2 separate regions of the Homo sapiens genome follow, and region 1 is linked to region 2. A link is a loop called in an ENCODE intact Hi-C map of the cell type or tissue named here. Cell type or tissue: Calu3. All regions are shown on one strand. Links, peaks and the distances in the headings refer to the core of each region. The heading gives the core; the rest is flanking DNA. Region 1 overlaps GPR176 (G protein-coupled receptor 176). Region 2 overlaps GPR176 (G protein-coupled receptor 176).

What was found. Peaks named below come from ENCODE experiments on the same cell type or tissue, not always from the same donor. Only the 100,000 strongest peaks of a DNase experiment are listed, where the experiment ranks them.
Region 1: a loop joins it to region 2, with 13 times the contacts of the local background. A loop is called at or near these places in 34 of 110 quality-filtered maps.

The regions. Positions count from the first base shown.
Region 1 is chr15:39,874,002-39,876,921 of GRCh38, reverse strand. The region is part of intron 1 of GPR176 (G protein-coupled receptor 176); the gene reads left to right. Among named protein-coding and RNA genes, the nearest start is that of GPR176, 45 kb to the left of the region's middle. In Calu3, for the core only: no CTCF peak of the experiment used is centred there; no DNase peak of the experiment used is centred there.
Region 2 is chr15:39,801,055-39,803,944 of GRCh38, reverse strand. It overlaps GPR176 (G protein-coupled receptor 176), which reads left to right. Exons shown (of 3, transcript NM_007223.3): 3 at 1,691-2,890. The coding sequence ends at 2,813. Among named protein-coding and RNA genes, the nearest start is that of FSIP1, 20 kb to the right of the region's middle. In Calu3, for the core only: no CTCF peak of the experiment used is centred there; a DNase peak (open chromatin) is centred at 1,844.

The sequences.
Region 1 (2,920 bases), core at 102-2,601, 73 kb before region 2:
TAGATCACCTATTCTCTTTCATTCTCTCTCTCTCTCTGTCTCTGTCTCTGTCTCTCTTTCTCTCTCTCCCTCCCTCCCTCTCTCCCTCTCTCTCTCTCTCTTTTTGTAACAGGGTCTGGCTCTGGAGTACAGTGGTGGGATCTCAGCTCACTGCAACCTCAACCTCCTGGGCTCCAACCATCCTCCCACCTCCCAAGTGGCTGGGACTACACACCCAGCTAATTTTTGTATTTTTTTTTTATAGAGAGGGGGTTTTGCCATGTTCTCACTGTGAAAATTTACTACCAGAAAATAGGCTAAGAAAAATAATAGCTTTCATGAGATACTGGATAGGCCATTCCATAATAATAGCAATAGAAATTAAATTATAAACATTAACATAAACATCAACATCATTAACATTATATCCCTCACTGAAACAACTGGTAGAACACCACTTTGAGAATTGCAGCTCATACTGATCTTGTATGCAAGAAGATGAGAGAGAAGGTGTGTTTAAATCCAATTTTATTAGGCCTTAGTTCGCTGTGCACAAGAGGGTAGTAGCAATGGATTTAAGTTCAAAGGAAAAAGAGGTTCCTGAAATTCTCCCTGAAGTGTAGCATCTGCTATTTATTTCACATGTTTACTATCAATTTTGAATATATGTTAGTAGGACCATGAAAGAAGTTATATGTTTATGCAGCTGAAGCATTTATTTTTATTCTTCTGCTCAATTCTCTTCTTCTTCTTCTTTTTTTAAAAATATGTATTTCTTGAGTCAGGGTCTCACTCTGTCACCCAGGCTGGATCACCCAGGCTGGAGTGCAGTGGCAGGATCGTGGCTCACTGCAGTCTCAAACTCCTGGACTCTAGTGATCCTCCCACCTCAGCCTCCTGTATAGCTGGGACTACAGGTGTGTACCACCACACCCAGGTTAAATACATATATATATTTAAATTAAATATATACATATATGTAAATTAAATATATACATATATTTAAACTCATATATATATATGAGTTAAACATTGGGAGGAATAAAAATAGATTACAAAATATTGCAAAAAAGTACACACCAAATAAGTCAGATGATGACAGGTGGTGGTTTGTGTATGTGGAAGAAACTTCTTTGAGTTAAGCAAGATGATAAAGGGAGTATTTTAAATTTTTATCATACTTAATGATTTTAAAAACATTTTCACATATGTTATTCACTTTTCTCAACATACCCATTAGGTAAGGAGGCTCGGCACTAAAACCCCATTTCCTACATGAAGAAATTGCAAGTCAGGATTTGACCAAGCTCATGGAACTGAGTGGCAGATTGGATAAGAATCTGTTTGCTGACTCTTGATCCAGTGGGCTTCCTAATACTGCCGATTGTCTATGAATAGATAGCATTGAAAAGCTCAATATTTACAAATGAGTCAATTTTGCTTGTATGTGAGAACATATGCAGTTCTCCAGGAATGCTTTAAAGTGTCAGCTCCAAGAGTGATATGAAAATATTTGTCCATCTAGCATGGATTCTGCAAAGACAAGTATTTATCTGAAAACACCTTACCAAACAAATTATTTCTTTGTAGTCAAAGAAACAATAGAAATTCCAATTTGTATTGTCATGATAATCTAAGACATTTTTAGAAACGGTTGGTTTTTGCTTTTATCAGGCTCAAAAAGCGAGATAGTGGCTCCCATATTTAGGAATTTTGAAACTATTAATTTTGACAGGTAGAAACAAAGCCATTATTCCAAACAAAAGTGAGTGAACTCTGCCTGGCACCAACAGATGGCAGTATTGGTTGTGTACTGGGCTCCATGTTCTGTTGTTAGTCTATGGTAGACTCACGTTTGCTGGAATTGCAGTTAATTTTTTGTTTGTTTGTTTTTGTTTTTGAGATGGAGTTTCGCTCTTGTTGCCCAGGCTGGAGTGCAATGGCGCGATCTTGGCTCACCACAAACCACGCCTCCCAGGTTCAAGTGATCTCATGCCTCAGCCTCCCAAGTAGCTGGGATTACAGGCGTGCGCCATCATGCCCAGCTAATTTTGTATTTTTAGTAGAGACAGGGTTTCTTCATGTTGGTCAGGCTGGTCTTGAACTCCCGACCTCAGGTGATCCACCTGCCTTGGCCCCCCAAAGTGCTGGGATTACACACATGAGCCACCGCACCCAGCTGGAATTGCAGTTAATTTTTAAGCATTTTTGTGACATTATTAACCTCATGTAAGGTGTATGGAAAGCAATGATAATAAGAAACATTCTATTACTCCAAGTCTTATTGACTTTTAAGAAAGTAAAGATGATAAAAGGTGAAGCAACAATGATGACTTCCCTAAGTATGCAAGAGAAGAATCACTTGACACCAGATTGTTTCTGAATGACAAACTGCAGACCATGTAACACATGTAAACTACTGTTTCAATGCAGCTAACAATACATAGCAAGATGAAAGAAATGTGACTGAGGAGAAGGAAGAACTTTGGAATTTGTTATTGCATAAAGCTCTGTCAATATAAAAAAAAGATGCCAATTAGGCTAATATTTGGAGAAGATGAGAAGGTTTGGTCTGGTGAAAATGGATGGTATCACAGGCTTTATGACTGTTCCCATCAGCAGATCATCCATGTGAGATGTCATTGGTAAGCATCTGACATAACCCCTGAGGGGTTGTCAACTCTTGGGGAGTTACTATTGAGGGGAGTTACTTACCACACTACAGGTCAATTTTGGAAAAAGATGCCCAAATCTAAGGAAGATCAATGAAAAGAAGAGGAGGATGACTGGTGTTGAAACTCTGAAGTGTCACCCACCTGTTTGGTGGAAACTCATATAGAGACTGCAGACTTACGTAAGTCACTTGAGACTTACAGACATCTTCTCAATACCTAACCTTCGTGCAATACATTTTGAGTTCTTCATGTCATTAGGTTTTGGG
Region 2 (2,890 bases), core at 391-2,890:
CTCCCAGAAAGAAATCTAGAACATATCTTACCATGCTCCCTCCTTCCCTGATTGTCCATGGTCGCTATTGTGTTTGCATCCCATCTCTTTCAGCCTGGAATGTTCCCCTTCAGCTGGTCCCCCTGCCAGACTCCACTGCAGTGTCTCCCTCTCTTGCTATTTTCCCAGGTGGCTTTAGGCGCTACCTGTACCTCCTTTGTGCCTGCCTCTAGTAGAGCTGTCATCTCCTTGTTCGTAATTATTAGTGTGTGTATCTTTGTCCCCGTTGGGTTTAGAGACATTCCTGTGTCTTTTCATTCTTATAACCCAGTGCCAGGCACAGGACCTGGTGCATAGGTGGTGCTCAGAAGTACCTGTTACAGGAGGCTGGGCACGGTGGCTCACGTCTGTAATCCAACCACTTTGGGAGGCCGAGGCGGGTGGATCAGCTGAGGTTAGGAGTTCGAGACCAGCCTGGGCCAACATGGCGAAACTCCGTCTCTACTAAAAATACAAAAATTAGCCAGGCGTGGTAGTGCATGCCTGTAATCCCAGCTGCTCGAGAGACTGAGGCAGGAGAATGGCTTGAACCCAGAAGGCGAAGGTTGCAGTGAGCCTAGATCATGCCACTATACTCCAGCCTGGGCGACAGAGTGAGACTCTATCTCAAAAAAAAAAAAAAAAAAAAAAAAAAGAAGTACTTGTTATCTGAAAGCTTATGTGCTTACTTGCCCTATGAGTGAATGGGTGTCACTAAGGTTGTAAGGTCAACCCCAGCATTAACTGACTGCACAGATATGGCCAAGCAAATGTGAAGAAACTGACCATATCTCTGAGAGCTAGTGGCAGCCCTTTTACTACAGATGTGGTTCTAGGGTGCAAAGAGTTATTCAGTTCCCTCAAATCACTGGTGATATTGAAACGGCATGCTTTTGGAATTCTGTTTAGGTGCTTACAGAATGATCAAGTTAAATATTGGAAGGAAAAACAATGTCTCATCTGATTTTAACAAAAATCTAATTGTGCAGGCATTTTAGACCTATTAATTGCCCTTAGGGTTACTGAGTGATTATCATGGGAGCAATGACTGTTGAGCAGGCATAACTTTTGTCAGCTGAATTGATTTTTGTGGAAGGACCTTGTCGGAGTCCATTCTTCATACTGGTTCTTCTGCCCTGAACAACTTTAATTGTTAATGATATCTGGACTGTGGCATAAGTCTGCTTTAGATATGTGTGTAGACAAACTTATTTCTGTTGGTAGCTTTGAAAATTGCCCTAAAGCTTCTTTAGCCCATATAAAATTGTTTACCAATTACCCTTTACCCTCAAATTGAAAAGTAGATATCTTTATAGCAGATGGAGAAATCTTTTATATGGAGGGTACTGTTTGCGATTTCATCCTGGTAGCAATAATTATAAAGCTAGCTATGAATTGAAATTATTTACTTGTTTTCCTGTAAAGCCTCATGAGGACAGGTTTGCTGCTCCTTTGGAAAGGTTTTTATTTTTTGGTCTAGTGACGCTTCTTATTGTACTTGCAAAGTCCTCAAAACTTAGGTCTGGCTTCCTGGATTCCCCCAGTGCTTTTCTGTCTTAGGCCGAATAGAAGAACTTGACCTTTCTTCCCTCTCATCTACTTTTGGTGATTTAGGTTCCCCTAATTTAAAAAGTATCTTCTGTGGAATTAATTTTGTTTGTGTATCTTGCAGGTACTACTCAGTCCTCTATCCACTGGAGAGGAAAATATCTGATGCCAAGTCCCGTGAACTGGTGATGTACATCTGGGCCCATGCAGTGGTGGCCAGTGTCCCTGTGTTTGCAGTAACCAATGTGGCTGACATCTATGCCACGTCCACCTGCACGGAAGTCTGGAGCAACTCCTTGGGCCACCTGGTGTACGTTCTGGTGTATAACATCACCACGGTCATTGTGCCTGTGGTGGTGGTGTTCCTCTTCTTGATACTGATCCGACGGGCCCTGAGTGCCAGCCAGAAGAAGAAGGTCATCATAGCAGCGCTCCGGACCCCACAGAACACCATCTCTATTCCCTATGCCTCCCAGCGGGAGGCCGAGCTGCACGCCACCCTGCTCTCCATGGTGATGGTCTTCATCTTGTGTAGCGTGCCCTATGCCACCCTGGTCGTCTACCAGACTGTGCTCAATGTCCCTGACACTTCCGTCTTCTTGCTGCTCACTGCTGTTTGGCTGCCCAAAGTCTCCCTGCTGGCAAACCCTGTTCTCTTTCTTACTGTGAACAAATCTGTCCGCAAGTGCTTGATAGGGACCCTGGTGCAACTACACCACCGGTACAGTCGCCGTAATGTGGTCAGTACAGGGAGTGGCATGGCTGAGGCCAGCCTGGAACCCAGCATACGCTCGGGTAGCCAGCTCCTGGAGATGTTCCACATTGGGCAGCAGCAGATCTTTAAGCCCACAGAGGATGAGGAAGAGAGTGAGGCCAAGTACATTGGCTCAGCTGACTTCCAGGCCAAGGAGATATTTAGCACCTGCCTGGAGGGAGAGCAGGGGCCACAGTTTGCGCCCTCTGCCCCACCCCTGAGCACAGTGGACTCTGTATCCCAGGTGGCACCGGCAGCCCCTGTGGAACCTGAAACATTCCCTGATAAGTATTCCCTGCAGTTTGGCTTTGGGCCTTTTGAGTTGCCTCCTCAGTGGCTCTCAGAGACCCGAAACAGCAAGAAGCGGCTGCTTCCCCCCTTGGGCAACACCCCAGAAGAGCTGATCCAGACAAAGGTGCCCAAGGTAGGCAGGGTGGAGCGGAAGATGAGCAGAAACAATAAAGTGAGCATTTTTCCAAAGGTGGATTCCTAGCAAGGATTGTAAATTCTTGGAAGCAACGGGGAGCTTCCATATTCCCACCAGAGTGTGGGAATGCTGTGGCCATGTGA